Regions from separate parts of the Homo sapiens genome. Here regions 2, 3 and 4 are each linked to region 1. Evidence: chromatin loops called from intact Hi-C (ENCODE). Cell type or tissue: endothelial cell of umbilical vein. All regions are shown on one strand. Each heading gives the region's core, and the rest is flanking DNA. Links, peaks and the distances in the headings are about the cores only. Region 1 has its middle 83 kb from the start of MIR181B1. Region 2 overlaps MIR181A1HG (MIR181A1 host gene). Region 3 has its middle 290 kb from the start of LINC02789. Region 4 overlaps MIR181A1HG (MIR181A1 host gene).

Evidence for each region. Peaks named below come from ENCODE experiments on the same cell type or tissue, not always from the same donor. Only the 100,000 strongest peaks of a DNase experiment are listed, where the experiment ranks them.
Region 2: it touches region 1 in a loop (2.8-fold over the local background); 3 of 110 quality-filtered maps call a loop at or near these places.
Region 3: a loop joins it to region 1, with 8 times the contacts of the local background. A loop is called at or near these places in 8 of 110 quality-filtered maps.
Region 4: a loop joins it to region 1, with 5 times the contacts of the local background. A loop is called at or near these places in 7 of 110 quality-filtered maps.

The regions. Positions count from the first base shown.
Region 1 is chr1:198,774,272-198,778,509 of GRCh38, forward strand. No RefSeq gene overlaps it. Among named protein-coding and RNA genes, the nearest start is that of MIR181B1, 83 kb to the right of the region's middle. In endothelial cell of umbilical vein, for the core only: no CTCF peak of the experiment used is centred there; a DNase peak (open chromatin) is centred at 2,520; H3K27ac peaks cover 2,202 bases.
Region 2 is chr1:198,864,678-198,868,915 of GRCh38, forward strand. The region is part of intron 2 of MIR181A1HG (MIR181A1 host gene); the gene reads right to left. Among named protein-coding and RNA genes, the nearest start is that of MIR181A1, 7.6 kb to the left of the region's middle. In endothelial cell of umbilical vein, for the core only: no CTCF peak of the experiment used is centred there; a DNase peak (open chromatin) is centred at 1,944; H3K27ac peaks cover 432 bases.
Region 3 is chr1:199,432,732-199,436,969 of GRCh38, forward strand. No RefSeq gene overlaps it. Among named protein-coding and RNA genes, the nearest start is that of LINC02789, 290 kb to the left of the region's middle. In endothelial cell of umbilical vein, for the core only: no CTCF peak of the experiment used is centred there; a DNase peak (open chromatin) is centred at 1,810; H3K27ac peaks cover 2,040 bases.
Region 4 is chr1:198,889,911-198,894,148 of GRCh38, forward strand. All of the region lies in intron 2 of MIR181A1HG (MIR181A1 host gene), which reads right to left. Among named protein-coding and RNA genes, the nearest start is that of MIR181A1, 33 kb to the left of the region's middle. In endothelial cell of umbilical vein, for the core only: no CTCF peak of the experiment used is centred there; a DNase peak (open chromatin) is centred at 2,381; H3K27ac peaks cover 2,457 bases.

The DNA of each region.
Region 1 (4,238 bases), core at 1,017-3,516:
TCACCAGGAGGAATGTGTCCCAGAGAGGCAAATCGTCTTTTCTTATTTCCCCTAGCTTTCTTCCTTTCTTCACAGCTTCATGGGAAAAGGCAAAACATCCTTGATTTTTATACAAACCCTTTCTCTCCTTTTCAAACTGCTGCTGTCCCAGGAGAGGTAAATTCTTTTTATTAATTATAAGTACTTTAAATTTTCCTTCATGTACTATTTGTGACTAGCGGTTTGAACCAACTGGTTTTGCAGCTTGGGGTTTGGACCTTTCATTGCTTTTGTGTTTGTAACTCTTCTGCCCATTAATTTAGGGTTTTCTTTCCTGTCCTGATGCTTTGCCTGTTCTCCTTACTCAGCTAATTTTCTGCTGCCTCACTTGACTACACGCATTAACATCTTACAGTTTAAATATCCAACTTTCTACTTCTTTTGTGCTTAATCCTGACTCTGACATTCAACTATTCCCTGGTCTTGTTGAATTGCCTCCTTTCAGCCTATTCTGACCCTTTCTTACTAAATGATCTTGTACTACTTTCTGGTTTCCCAGTCTCAACATCTGCCTCAAACTTTACTCCAGTTCCTCCAAAAATTATTCCTGGAGCATTTAAACGAGTACGGAGAACTGTACTCTCACCCATGTGGTTTTTTTCCAAGAAAATAAATTTTACTCAAAGGTAAAACATCAGATCTTGTTTTCTTCTGATTTCTGGCCAGTCCTCTCCCATTTCAAGTGCTAGGAACAAGGACGTGCCTGACTCCTGCTCATCTTCTTCTCTCTCACAGGGAGCTCTCAGGGCAGAGGAACTTCTTCCTCCAGCCTTTGTTGCTTAGTGAGAGTCATTTATATTAATGTGCCTTGCAATGAGAAGTCAGTCAGGTGTCATGAAATTCATTGTCATGTAGAACATAAGGAGTGTCTACCTTATTAGACTTATTTTTTTTAAATGGGGACATAACTGTTCACTTTCCTTCAGAAAATATTGTATTGAAATAAGATAATTTTCAAAAATAAAGGCAAACATTTTACGTGTTTAATTATGTTTTTTAAGTTGTATTGATTTTTTTTTCCTGTTTGAGTATCCTTTTCTATCCATGTTACTGCTGTATATAACAATTGATTGTTAGAGAAATTGCTTGACTTTACCTCTCACCTTTGGTTAAAAATATAAAGAGCTACTTCACTCTTTAGATAGATAGTTTTTCTTTTATCCTTAGTAGTACATTGACTAACATTTTACACCACCCCCCCTAAAAAAAATCCCCAAAGGGAATCAAAATGAAAAAAAAATGAAAAAAAACAAGCCTATTATTTGTGTCTGCTTTTAGAACTCAAATTAATTAGTTAGATGAAATCAAGTTCTATTATTAATCTAACTAAATATACTGAGTATAGAGTAATTTCAGACATCTTCCCTTCACCAAGTTTATTTAAGGTTCTTTGGCAGGAACTGGTGCTGGAATAGGCAGCTTCTTGGATGCTTTCTACTTGCAATTTGATACCTAATGGTTTTCCTTTTGGCTGAGAAACTTCACAAACAGAAATGAGCGCTTGATCATGTGACTCGAGCACTGCAGGAGCTTGGGTCTGTGGAAACAAGGCGGGGGCAGCGGTCATGGGATGAAGACTGCTCGTGGTTGCTGTGTTCAAGATGTAGCAGGCGAAGAATACATCCTGAGAAGGATAAAGCCATGTCCTTAGAGTTCAGGCATGACCTCTGAGAGCTGGTTGAACATCCTCCTCCATCCCGGGTGAAGCAGCTGCTTCCACTCTGCTGGATACCCTTTTGGCGCAAGGCAGAATGCATCAAAACTGTGTGGAGTGAAACGCGTGAACCCTGTTCTACCAACAGTCACACAATTCAGGGAAATTTGCTTTGCTGTTCTTAGCTTCATGGTTTTCATCTCTAAAATTGGGATAATATTTAAAAGTTACCATTTATTCAAGACAATGAGCCAACCACTGTGTTAAGTACTTTATATTTTCTCATTTAATCCTAAGTGGAAAAGCAACAAAGAAGTAGAGTTTAATCGTATGAGTCTATGTTCTGACCTCCTTATGCCCCACTTTTCTCTTCCGTAACCTGGAAATCATGACGGTTTTTACCTTCCAGCATTGTGAAGATTACTTGAGATAACGAACACAAATATTTACGAAAGTGATTGATCCACGGTAAGAATTCAGTAGATGATGGCTGTGATTAACAGTCCTCAAAAGGTAGCTATTATTCCCACTTTAAGGATGTGGAAATTGGTACCAATAACAGTTGCTAAGTAGTAGATCTGGGATTCAAGCATAGGTCTACTGGCTATTAAAACTTAGCTCAAACCACAAGGCTAATAAAAATTCCTGTTGCCCAAACCTTCTCATTCCCTTGGCCTTTTTTCCCACCCAGCCTGTCTTAGCTGGGCCTATTGGTCTCTATGGAGCACACTAACAGTCATTTCTACTCATCTAGTTCCCAGACAAACCCTGATTTGAGAGAGGAAGTTTCAAACCAGACTCAGCTTCTCCATCCTTTGAGGCTGGATATTGAGTCACTCTTCCTGTTACTGTTAACTCAGGACAAAGAGTTCCAGCACTAACCACAGAGTCTTGTCCTGTTCAGTAAAGAATGCACCACAGCCACCTCATGAGAAAGAGGAAGGCCTTCTGACTCCGGCCGCTGCCTCTCAGTCCCACTCCTGCAGTCGCCTCTGTATCTCTTCCCCTCTTGTCCTCCACACTCTACGGTTCTCAAAACCAGGCTCTGCTTGCTATTAGTACTGACAACACTGTCATCCACACTTTATATACGTCCCTTCTAATATTTATTGTATCCCTTGTGGCGACTATTAGTATCTCAAATTTAGATTGGAGAAGCAAATTTAGAATGATTAAATAATGTGTACAAGGTCACACAACCATTTATCTTTATAATGATAATAATCTGCATTTATTATTCATGAATATTTCAAAATCACCTAGAACAAGGTTTCTCAAGCCCAGCATTATTCCAGCCAGTGGAGACAGTGTGCTGTCCCCATTTGTTGACAGAGCACTGAATTTACAAACATTAACTCTACTTATACCTCATTACCTCTACTCTCATCCCATTGGCCATAATTAACTATATGGCCACACCTAACTAGGCTGGGATATGTGGCTTTTATGTCCATACAAAAAGCAGAAATTCTGTTACTATAGAAGAAGAACATAGAAATTGGCAACAACTAGCAATATTTGCCACAACACTTCATAGTGTTATCATGAGTACCAAGTGCACTGTGAATGTGACAGTGCTTTTGTAAGTTCAAAAGGACTGAACTAATACTGGCTGCAGACTTCTAAAGAAACCCTTGCACCACAAATCTTGAAATGGTACCAACTCATGAAAATAAGTAATAGTTAGCAACAATCACATCAAGTTTCCCCAGGCGCAACTAGCTTCACTTCAACTGGGAATTGCCACGAAAACCAGGGTTTATGCTGCTGAGTGAAGTACACAATGATCACAGGAATTCTGGATTTGGAAGATTTTACCATTAGCTGTGCTGCAAATCATTTGATTTTCATGCCATTTTTCTAGACTGGGATGAAAACACACACACACACACACACACACACACACACACACACCTCTCATTTACTGTAGTTCTCACATAGACATCTGAAAAAGGAGTCTACTGATTGTACACCTTATATTCAAGGACCTTTGACTTGGGAATTGAGTTTGTCAGGTACTGTACCAGTCTGCTTTGACTAAGCCAAATTCTGAGTCCAATTTTCACTTTTCTTATCTGCAAAACTAATGAAAAGGATGAGATCATCTCTCCATCAAAGTAATAGCATTCTATAAATTTTGCTTTCCTCAGCCACTACATAAAAGTCAGGGCTAAAGATTGGTGGGAGAAGAGCCACAGGCTCCCTTTGGTGGTCTGAATAATCTACTGTGGATCACACAGCAGTCATTGGCTGGCTGGGACTCTTGGTTCAGCTGAGGTCCAGGCATAACAGGCCCGCCCTGCTGCCTCAAACCGAGGTGTATTGAGGAAGACGCATGTGGCTGTTTACACAGGGCCTGGAAGCCGGGGCCTGGCTCATGCTGAGCTCAGCTTCTCACTTCTCTGAGAACTGGAATTCCCCAAATTTTCCCCCAAATTAAAAGAACCAACAAACTGTATTATAAAAACAAACAGAATTTGTTTTTCTTTTAACAAATAAAAACTAATTTATGCTAAAGCTTTGTTGCCTTGAGTCAAGCCAACCG
Region 2 (4,238 bases), core at 785-3,284, 90 kb after region 1:
TTTTATAAACAATGAGTTACTTAAATAATCAATTTACAAAAAAATTGATAGAAAAAATCTCATTTTTATAGAAAAAAGCACAATGATGATGTGAAGTTTGAAGTTAAATGAATGTAATGAAAAATTCAAATCATAGTTGAAGCCATGTTATTTTTTTCATAAAGAGAATCCATCGTGTAATAGTATAACCCCATGACTTCCACAAACTGTGCCAATGCCACAGTGAGCAGTGTTTATTTTTAGCAATGAAATATAGTGCCCTCGATCCAAGAATTTGTACTAATAGTTGATTAATTCTTCAGTTTAGAAAGTACAGATACGTTAACTGATATTCAAAATAACTTAAAATTAATCCCAAATAAACACTACCATATCAGTAACACAACTTATGTTATTACGTTGTTATTATTAATACTAAATTAATATTTGAAAAATAAGAGTGATATGTGTGTTAGAGAAAGTAAGCATTTTTGGGGGAAAATTTTTTTTTCTGGGACAATTGACATGATGGACATTTGTTATGAAAAGTAGACCCCCTTGCTTAGACAAATTATTAAAATTTGCTAGTGAGTGGAACGTGAAATGTACAATCAACAAAAAGACATGCTAGGCTTTTTAATTTTTTACGTGAATCATTAAAATGTTATTTTATTGTATCATGTTACTTTGGAGAATGAGTGATTATAATTGTATTTTTAGAATATTGATAATATCTTTCAAGTTTTCTTTGCTCCATTCAAAATACAGTCTACAAATTGGAATCTCCCAAGCTCTTTGACTGCATTCCCCACTATGTTATTAGAATACCTTACTATTTTGGGAGGATATTGTGGACGTATTTCTGGCTTCATAAATTATACAAGCATCTGTTCTTTCAATCAACAGGATACCATTTGTTTTTTACATCAATCTGTGTGAAACAATGTATATAATACTATTTTATTTCCCGTGAGCTTTTAGCAAGCACTGACTTTGCAGTCAAAAACTGTTTGAGTAATTAAAATGGTGGAAGAGAGATGAAAAATAGTAACAAAAATGTATTACAAAGTAAGATCTGTGTGAACTTTTAAAAATAATGTATGATATAAAAGTAGTTACACTATCTTTCTGGGTTTCTATACTACATAGACATTTTTAAATCAATTGACAGAACTTGAGAAGTTGTAAATACAAAGCTGAATATCTATTAAAAGGTTATTGCTCATGGCTCTAATATTACATAAAATGCTATGTTAGGATAATATGAAAATTTATAAAATTTTTGATACTGAGTTCTGATACACATTACATGGATTGTTTACTTCACCACAATTGTCTTTATAAAAATTTATCTTTTAAGAATGAAGAATCTAAATAGACTTGAATATGCAAGAAGTTCTCTAAACCTTCCCTAATGTAACCAGCAGGTTACTGTTTTCTCTCCATGGTGACCTGTGGACTGAGAAAGGATTCCAGCCAAAAGTCAAGACTCCATTATAGTTAAATATTTTATTTCTTGATAAATAATATAAAAATGAAATACTTTAGCTCAAACATACACCGTTATGACATGTTTGGATTATCTAAAGAATACATGCATTGATTTTGGACTCTGATAAGAAATCTATTATAGTCCTGAGATTCTGCAACTTTTTAGTTTCTATTTTTTATTTTCCTTAATCAAAGAGTGATTCTAGAGGGCTTAGTTAATATTTTCTCTATGCTACATTTAAAAGAACAAATAGGCAAAAATCCAGTATTTTTTTTAACAATTCACAGTACTTTTTTCTTTATAAAAAATATTTATAGATGAGCATATTCCTTGAACAATAGGATCATGTGACTACTTGATTCATTGAAATCACAACTGAGGAAAGAAAAAACAAAAGACTTAATCTGGTGATTACTTTGTGTTTCTACCAACATAAGGATGTTCTTTATTACATGTGTAGCAATAATACAGATGTTATAACAACTTTAAACTACTCAGAGTCTTTACAATATTTTCTTCTCCAAAAAAGATACTTGAAAATAAGATAGACAGATAAGTGAGAAAGTTACTTCACAGTAAGAAAGTTTTCCTCCATTCGTATTTTCAAATCTTCACTGTTGGTCTGCTTTCTTTTTATACTTACATATGTACAGAAAAATGAATGGCTTAAATTTTCAAAAAGTACCATATTATTGATGATAGCCTATCAGAGATAAAGGTAAATCACATTTGATGTCATTAGGTAACTGTGGAAAACTATGATTTCATTTAAACAATCTTTATGAATTTATTACCTACAATCCTGAAAGGACCCCTTCCCACTACCACTAATCCATCTAAAACACCTAGTTTCTAGCAAATACATGATGTAATTGTGTTATACTTTTAAAGTTATTCCTGTGGGGCTTAACTTACAAGCAACCTCTTTTCTGCATTAAATATAAATGGTTACCGGAGATCAATGCAGAGAAAAACTGATACAATTACCCAACTGAAGAATTACTTTCAAAAATATTAATATTTGCAATTAATAATACAGTGGCTTTATAGTTTACATTTTTTAATCAGCGAGGGTATTAATTAGATGATCTTGGATCAAGTTAACTTAGGTGCTTTTTAAATACCTCGCCTGAAACTCTAATTAAATATACTACTCTTCCCAGTTTCCTGTCTTAAAACTAAGTTTTTAGTGTCGCCTGGAAGCTGTTAAACAGCTGCAACATTCGAACCATGAAACTGATGTCTTTTAGGGATGAGTGGATTACGCAAATGCAAATACAGTTAAGTTTCTTCTGGGAAAAGGTCTATAAATGCATAGATTTAAAAAAAATAAGCTTAGTTATCAAAAACTTTCAGACATAAGAATATAAATATGCCCATAAGTACCTTAAGTGCTTTATGAAAAAAGTGACGATTACTATACAAATAAACAAATACATTGTACGGCCATAGGAGGAAGACAGAAGTATTTATTCCCTAGAAGTATTGAGCTACATACTCAAATTGGCACAGAGACTCAGAACATTGAACAATTTGAGACAAGCTATCAGATAGTGACACAATTCTAGCTTATTTTCCATGTCCTTTATATTATTCTATGTATATAATGTATTAGCTTCTATTAACAGTTTTTTATTTTCTATTTATTAACCAAGAATTTGTTTCAAAATTGTACAAGAAAACAATATAAATTAAGTTCCATATTTGTACCTCGAGACTTACAGGCTATCTGATATTTCCAGTTGACCTTTAATATAAGGAGAAAATAGGATAGTGTAGTAGGTTAAGGGCAAGTACACCAAGATGATATAGAATTCTAGTTTCAATGCTACATATTTTTCACTGTGAAAAGTTTTCTAAAAATGAAATATAGACACACCAGTAATTTAATCAAAGTTTCTCTTTCTTGGCCTATCTCTCTCACTAGCCAGTGAAATCCTTTGGGTCAGAGGCTGTTTTTTAGTCATCTATAGACTGTGAGCACCTAATATATTTCCTGGAGACAGGAGGAACTCACTAAGTGCTTGTTGCCTCTTCCTTGATTCCCTAGCGCACATCAATATCTAGATATTCAACTCAACACAGTTTATTTCCCCAGTATCCTCCATTTACCTGACTTCATAAAAAGCAGTGTAGAAGTAGATAATTTTCATATTGGTGCCCCATGTGTCTGAATGTAATCTATTGCATTTAAAGTTATTTTTGAGAGACTGTATGCTTATTCTAATAATATTTTCATTTTTGAAAACATTTCTATATTATCCCTGTTGATCAATGCACATGGGTACCATGTAAAGTATAATAATTTGGGGCCCATGCAAAACAGTATTCATGAACTGTTTCTAGTTTTATTTAGTAAAAGGTAAGTGGAAGGAAGCAGAGAAGACAGTACCATGCCTTGGTTAGACAAAAGTCCTCCTTGGAAATGAGTTTATCTATTTCTGTTCTTACCCTAACATATCTTTAGCAATAGGTTTCACCCCTACCCAGATATCCAAACTACATACTATTTTCTCATTTAGGTAAGTTCTGGCAAAAAACAAAAACAAAAAACAAAAAACATATATATATTTGTTCTGTATTGAACATAATATGTGTTATATATTATATATAATATGTGTTATATATTATATATAATATGTGTTATATATATATATATATGTTTTCCCATTTTATTACTTTTCTAGTATTGTCTTAGGTGCTCAGGACAAATATCCAGCTAATCTGCTTGTGTTCAGCCACATGACCTTCAGAGGTCTTTCATTGA
Region 3 (4,238 bases), core at 692-3,191, 660 kb after region 1:
ATAGATGCAATTTTTTAAAAAAATGTTTTCGATCTTCAGTCAGTTGAATTGGCAGATGGAAACCCATGGACGTGGTGAGCTGACTGTATATTGTTCTGTTAGAAATGGAAATTTCTTGTAGAAAATTCCAGTGAGAGTTTTCTCTTATTCTATCCAAAACAAATAAATATAAACATAAATTGACTCTTTTGAATAAAAGTACAGCAAGAGAATTATTAATTTTTAAAACAACCTAAGCATGTTTAGATCTACAGAGCAACATGAACATTGAATATTACTAATAAAATGATAGTTATGGTTTTCACTCACTTTTTTCTGCAAAAATGAAATAAATAATGCATTGTTTCTGTTCTCCTTTTTTTTTTTCTCTCTCTCTCTCCTGGTTTTATTTTTCTGTTAATGGAGTGGCAATTTCATCACATTCCACACATACAGTATGTTTTAACAGTTTTTACATTCTGATAACGACTTTGGTGAAAAAGCAGTGAATAATGTGTTAACATTGCTAAAAATGACCTTAACATTTATATTTTCTGAATATGTTATTTGAACAAATAACCTCTATCTTATTTAATATATTTTTGCTCACATTTCCTAAGTAAATTTATATGTGTATGTAAAGACTAAAACCTAACACTTACCCATGTTCAGTAACAACTGAGTAGAGGGTGAGCCCTAAAATTAATTCTGAAAAAAGTTTATTTGTCTTCAAGTTGCTGTCTTCATGTGAATTGCTATTTGAAGCTAAGTAGCTGATAATTTCTAGACATATTCATTCTTTTGTTCCTAAAGCCAGTTGTTTGAATATTAGAAAGAAATATTCATGTCCAAAAGCTTCATGCTAACAGGCAAACAATTACATGAAGATAAGTGTCAACATAATTAGAGTATATTCCTTATAGATATTTTGTGAATGGTAGGCTTTATGGGGACATTTTTCCTTTGGAATGATAAAACAAGAAGAGGATTCCTTCAGCATGACTTCAGGTTTCTCATGTCTTTTTTAATTTGAGGGTTTGTGCCTTCAGCTTGTCTGCAGATAACACAAGTGTGGGGTGGTCTTAGATTTTAAACTGTATCCTGACAATGCCATTGTCATATAATAATGGGGGGGGGCAATTTAGCTTATCTTGCTTCTTACAGATCTTTTCTGTAAAGTATTTTGCTGAAAATCATAATATACCTCTTATTATAGCACAGTACTTTATGTTTAGAAGGCATGTATTAAAAATCAATATAATTCAGTCAAGCCAAGTTTTATTCAATGCCCGTATGTGTTAACCACATCACAGGCGATGAAATTTGTTTGCATTAAGAGACCCTCTAAAATTTCTACTTTTCTCATGTTTATTTACTTACCTCAAAATAAATAATTTAATTCCAAAGACATGGTATTATCTCTAAATTAAATTTAAAATAATATATAACTAGAATTGTGTTGGTCTTATAAATTAAAGGTATATTCTTGGCAACAGAAACCAGTGAGTTGGCTGGTGGAAAGAAATAATAAATTCTTCATTCCCTTGTTTTGTCTTAATTCCTTCCTTCCTCTATCAAAAATCACAATGCATTCTAAAAAAAAAAAAAAAAAAAAAAAAAAAAAAAAAAAAAAGGACTCTGAGTCAGAGAGACCCTGACTCTCCAGCTTTCATTCTGTGTACACCAGTATTGGGAAATGACTCAGTTCAATGCCAGGGCCCTGCCTGCTTGTCTATTAACCTAATTGACAGTGCCTGTGACACGTGTCAGGCTGACTTCTCTCAGAACAGCTTACAGATTTGAGCAAATTGGAAAGAGTGAAGGCAGGAAAACCTAACCACTATTGCTCCTTCATCTCCAGGAGAACAAAGTGCCAGCTTGACTGTTTGAGATTATGTAAAAAAAACTCAAGAAAAAATAATTTGAAAGAAACATATATGCAAGGAGGACGTGCTTCCCAGGACAGACAATAGAAGCATGTTACTAAGGGCCTCCAATGTGGTCTCAGTATCAGGATACAGCTGTGTGACTGTAAACAAAGGAATTTCAAAGGGTTCCTGGACAGTGATGGCTAAAATTATTCATCTAGAAGCAGGTGGATTAAAAAGAAGAAACATTGTTAACTCCTAATATGGAAACTAAATATAAGGGTCCAAGAGAATGAGAGTGAAAGAACTACAGAAAGAAAGCTCAAATGTGCATGGCAATGCTAATAAATTAGTAAGATAGCCTCAGGCCTTTTGCCAAGAAAACTGCCAACACGATGGCTCAAATTGTCATGAGACATGTTTAGTAGCATGTCAAAAAAGTCAAATTTCGCTCCGCTTATCTAGCAGAGAACAAGAATATATATAAATATATACATATATATATATTTATTTATTTTTAAATGCTCCATTGCAATCTAGTTCATAGGTTATATGAAACTTGGTATTTTTCACACATCGTCTATTTTCTAGTATACTACTAAGCTTTTTCCAGCTCATCAAAAAGGGAATTTAATTAACTGAAAAACAAGTAAAACCTACTGTTCAATCCCTGTTTGAAAGGGGTCACAGAATGTCTCCCAATTAAAAAGAGAGGAGTCCAGATTAGTCTGTTGTCACTTTTGCACCCCTCGATGCACATTTTGAATGTAAATTTTTGAACAGTTAAGACAGACTTTACCACATACAAGCCAGTCTAACTGGAAATTATGGTAGGATAACACCTCATGAATACCGTAGGTATTAATGGTTCCCATCAGTTTAAGCTTTGCAAATACTGTGTCTGTTCCTGACAGATAATGATTTTATTCCTCTTCTGCCCCTAATTTTCATTATAGGCATTTTATGAACTATCATTCATTCACTTATTCAACTAATATTTATTGAGTGTTTATCATGTGCGAGGCCCTCTGAGAGACCCTTGATTATTGCTGCTCAGTGTAAACTTTGGAAGAATGTAAACCACACACAAACCTAAAATGTCGCAAATTTTTGAACATGTAGAAGCTGCTGAATTAATGTCACCATTGGGGTAAAAAATCCTAAGGATGATTATTGTTTTCTCATAAAATCTGTATCTTATATCTTAAATTATAAGCTTCTGGGAGACAAGTATTGAATCTAGTTTGTTCTCATATTTTCTCCTACATATCACCCCACATAGAAGGCCATCAGTATTTTATACAGATATTGACTCAGCAAAGTATTCATTTATTAGAGCAAAGTATTCATTTATTAGACCAAAATGCAAAATGTTTATAAGAGTATGATTCAAAAAAACATTGTGTATAGTCAGCTATATCATTCATTTATTCATTTATCCATTTCATTTCTACGACACTTTTTATTGAGATTCTACTGTGTGTCAAGAATAATACCAAACGCTGAGGCTAAAACAGTACATAAAATAGACATGGGCTCTGCAATCTCAGGGAGATTGTATTCTTCTGAAGTAGAAAGTAAACAAATATACAAACAATTACACGTGATAAGCGCAAAGAATGGAACTGAAGAGGTACTACTATAGAGAATAATGAGGTTACCTTAGATTAGACATAGAAGATCTCTCTGAGGAGGTGATATTTAATCTGAGAACTGACAGAATTAATGAATGTTAGCTACTTTTGCATGTGCAAAGGCTCGAGGCAGAGAAAGAACTTGGCAATATCTCACGTACTGAGTTGAACATCGTCTCCCCAAATTCACATCTGCCTAGAACCTCAGAATAATGTGACCTTAATTGAAAATAGTCTTTGTAGATATCATCAAGCTAAAATAAGGTCACACTGGATTACGGTGGGCCTTAAACCAATGACTGGTATCTTTATAAGGAAAGGGAGATTTGGACATAGACACACAGGGAAAGCAGTCATTTGACTGTGGAGGCAGAGGCTAGAGTGATGCTGCCATGAGCAAAGAAGCAATAGGAGCCACAGGTAGCTGGAAGACACAAGGAAGGATTCTCCTCTAGACCATCCCAAGGGAGCATGACCCTGCCAACTTCTTGATTTTGGACCCCTAGCCTCCTAAACTGAGAGAGAATAAACTTCTGTTGTTTTAAGCCAAACTAGAGTTTATGGTAATTTGATATAGTATTCCTAAGGAACTAACACACCTAAGAAATATCAGAAGGCTAAAATCAATGAGTAAGAGAACCTTTCTTTGCCAAGGCTGCTAATCTGAGTGATGGTAATGTCTTGCATCTTTCAATAAAATTCAATAAGAAAGAGGAAACTTCAGTTAAAGAATACAGATAGGGAAGGAAATATGTTT
Region 4 (4,238 bases), core at 991-3,490, 120 kb after region 1:
GGAAAAAAAAAACAGCTTAATCAGCACTATTTCTGGCACAAATCATGCTCAAAGTGAAGCAATTCAAACATATTGGGCATTTCTGCACAACACTCATCAACAAGCAAACAGTCAAAATCAAAGCCTGTAACTGAACTCTTCAATCATATTGTTATAAATATTTGATAATTTTAACCATTTGTCATGTAGCAAAGGATATCTATAACTTTTAGCTGAAAGGATGTGCTTTCTTTGTTCTAAATATTTCAGATCAGTTTGTATTTAATAGAAACAGAGGCTCAGTTTGCTGTCTGGCCCAAAGTGGAGATTAATGGAGATGCTTCTGTTGAAAAGCTTTTACTTAGTGTGTATTATTACTCAACTTTGACATATTATTAGTAAAGACTTTAGAGGATGAGAACAGTGTCCCAGGCATCCTCTTTGTGTTTCCCCTAAAGTCCAATACATAAGTCAAATGATGAGTGCCCTGACGGTAGAATGGTGTGCCCATGTCTCCTTTGTGTAAGTGGATCCCTTGGCAATTAAAAGTACATCACTGGCGTTTTGTCCAGACCTCTGCAAAACATCAATGATGTGTAAAGACACCATTTTATAAAAATAATTCTGCTTTGCTGATTCTGAAAATAATTTATCTGACTATGAATGTCCAGGAACAACCCAAGATTGATACAGCATTTTTTGTGACTCATTGCAGGCTGATGAAAAGTGAATTTTAGTTAAGATAAGAAAGGCAAGCAGCATGAATGGCAAGAAAAACAATCCTAGAAAATGTGTTGTATTTTTTGTGTCCGATTTTGAAATAGCTTTTTAAAAACTTCCTATCAACGTCTTTCTAGAATCCATAATTGCTAATGGTTACAAGTATCAGCCCCAGGCAAATTGCCTAGTGAGATTTTCTGCAGCAGTGAAGGTAAACAAACCAGTCACTTTCTAAACAAACATTACTTTTATGGTTATTTAAGCCTGCAGTATACATTGGAGCATTAAAATAATATGAGAATGCACAGTATCTTCTGGTTATCATAGGAACATTTGAATAAAAGTGATCAAACGCTTAAACATAACACAGAATCAGTGTAATAGAAAGATATTATAAATACATTGCAAAAATATTTTTAACAAGAAGAGGATATTAGAAATTAGAGTCACTGAATACAAGGCATCAGAAATCACTTAAGATGAACTATTAAATTGTGTGTGATAGAAAAAGAGAATAAAAAAAGAAAGAGAATAAGAGAGAGGAGATTGAGATTTAATCACTATGAGTGTAAAATTCCAGAAGAAATAATTAAGCAAGGAGAAATATTAAATTTAATTGGAAATTAGGTCAAATAAAAATATACAATGGAAAACTTTGCCATATTTTAAAAGAATGTAGGGAAGAGGGAAAACGGAAATAAAAAATAAAATTATAAACTAAATCAAAATCATAATTAATCATATTTTTGCAGAGCTTTCCTGTGAATCAAAACAATCCTCAATCTGTTCTGTAGCAAGACAGTTTAGTTTCTTGGAGATCATTGGCAATCATTTTGATTACCAAAGTAATTGTAGGGCAGTACTAAAATCCATTTCATTCTTAATTTGATGAACAAAAGACACTAATGCTCTTAAAATGAGAATAACAATTATTTGTAGCCATTTCAAAGATAAATTTGCAGTAAATCAATCCAGCAGTCATCCCTTTGATTATTTTTAAAGAATAAGAGAAATCTGAATAAAAAATATATAGATTTATCAGCTCAAAAACACAAAATAATTTTAGGCATTTGGTGACACTAAAATGCAGTTAGATTTGCCCAACATTTAATATTTCTGCTCTTCTTTTGGAGGTCTCGATTTCTAGAAAATTAATAAGTATCTGAAAATCTCTGCTAACAGAGGTGCTACGTGGGCAAATACAGAGCAGGATGATTCTCACAATACTTACTTTCTAACTCAAATTAATTAATTCTCTTCCAATGATTTAAATAGGAGCATATTTTTGGGTAAGTCTTCTTCCGTGTTGATCATTTGAGAAAATGATGGCAGAAGTGAGTATGAGCAGAATGAGGTTTAATTCTCTAACATACTACTCTATATTTAAAATGATTAAATTTGGAATATGATATCATTAAGAGAAAGACAACATTAACACCTGTAAGTTGTTCAGATTGTGACATGTTGTACATTTGTGTATAATTCCAAAATGTGGTTGCCACAAAATAATGTGTTCACCAATATCCAAGCTTTTTGAGCTGCCAGAAAATATCAAAACAATTGGTGCTCTTTGGAATGTGTAGTTAACTTCCTGCTAGGAGAGGAGTCACAGCTGCTACAGTAGCAGTGGGTTTCCAGATGTCAAGGCTGTGAGGATAGTGAGGTAATTGCAGGAAGGAAGGGATACAATTTTGTTATTACAGATTACCCTCCCCATTGAAATCTCTGGATACAGCATTAGTATCAGTGCTTTGGATATGCACATTGTGAACTGGAGGTCTTCATGTTGAAGTGTAGAGGTCTGTGCATTTGCTTCAGTCGAAAAAGCTGAGCCAGGCTTATTAAAATTTGTGGGAAACAGAGTAAATGCTCTCAAAGCTGTATTATTGGATTTATAAAGCATCCATAAGTGTTAATATGTTTTATCAGCAAAAGTTGGTTTTATAAGGACAATAACCAAATAACAAAGTTTAGCTATAAATGTTCCAGTACTATAGCTCATCCACTGAATTAAGAGAAAACAAAATGTTTAGATACCGATAAATTAATCAGCAAATCTGCTTAAGTCCTTCTTTGTATACTAGTGACTGAGTAGAGGAAACAGATGATGATTTTTCCAGTATTCAACCTAGAAGAATTTCTTTCTCAACTTCCCATGCTATGTAGTCAGAAGAGTACAAATTACTGAAAACTCTGTTTTTCATTCAGAAGCTACAATCATGGTGCCATATTTCCATATGGGAATTTTAAACACTACAGTATTTTGACATATTTTATTGTCAAAACCAATACATATTTGTCCACACAAATTAAATTGAAATTAATTGAAGAAATTCAGTTTGATAATTTCTGGTGTTTTTTTTTTTCTGTTGAGGGGTCTGTATTACTTATTGTACTGAATGTACATATTAGCTTAAGTTTCTCTGTAAATGAATGAAATAATTGGTGCATTAGTTTCACCTAAAACAGGCAGGGTTGAGGATATTCTGAGACTTATGTGAAGTTGACAATTCTGGATTCATTCTACCAGCCATGAAGAGAGAGACTTCTCATCTCACTCATAACAGATACACCATCCTCTGCTGAAACTCTAAGCTTTTCATAGTTTTTGAGGGCAGTTACATATCACTATTGAATCACACTGAGCTATTCATGGTCAACTAATAGCCAAAAGTCCCATGTGCCATTCTTATTTCATGTCTCCCACATTCTATGGAATTTTGAAGTTAAGGCTAGAACTTTATGCCTGTCTTGCTAAACCTGACCTATTATATCTGACTAAGGCACACTGGATTGTACAATTCCAGAGAGTGCCATTCCTATCATTAACTCATAAGTGTTCTTTCTGAAGTTACACAGCCTCTATGGCCGCAGGTGGCCTTGTCTACCTTTGAATTTTGCTTTTAAATCATGGATAATTTATTCACTACAGCAGATGTCCTCTAGTTTAATTAATAATATACCTTAAATTTAATAGAATCCTATCAACGTTTAAATAAAATTATTGAATTAGCGGGGTCTTAAAGTACACGTAGGTGATGACTTATAGAAGGACAAGAGCTATTGGGTACTTTAGGGAGGGCTGAAGACTGAGGACATAAAATGATTAATTCTTTTGTGGCAGGTGAAATAAGGATAATTATGGGAAAATATAAACAAATATTGATAAAAAAGTATTTGCTAGTCTAGGAGAATGAACTTTGACTTTGTAGTAGGCATTTGAAAAAAAAAAGATTTTAGCTAATTCAAATCCCCATTTAGGAGTTGATTATCAGTTTTGTTTTTCTTTTAAGGTTTCCTGTCTTTCAATGGCATGTAAAGAATCTCTCATTAAAACAACCACTCTCCTAAGTCATTCTTTCCAGTGGTAATGCTGATGTGGTCTGTTGCAAATGAGAAAACCCAAATGAATACAATTTATTTATTTTCATCTACACCGCCTTTGCTATTTTAATAAAGAGAAAGTTCTCAAGTCAAAATAAGTTGTACCTAAAATTAAGCATGTCTCCAGAACAATGCCTCTCTATACTACTGCATCG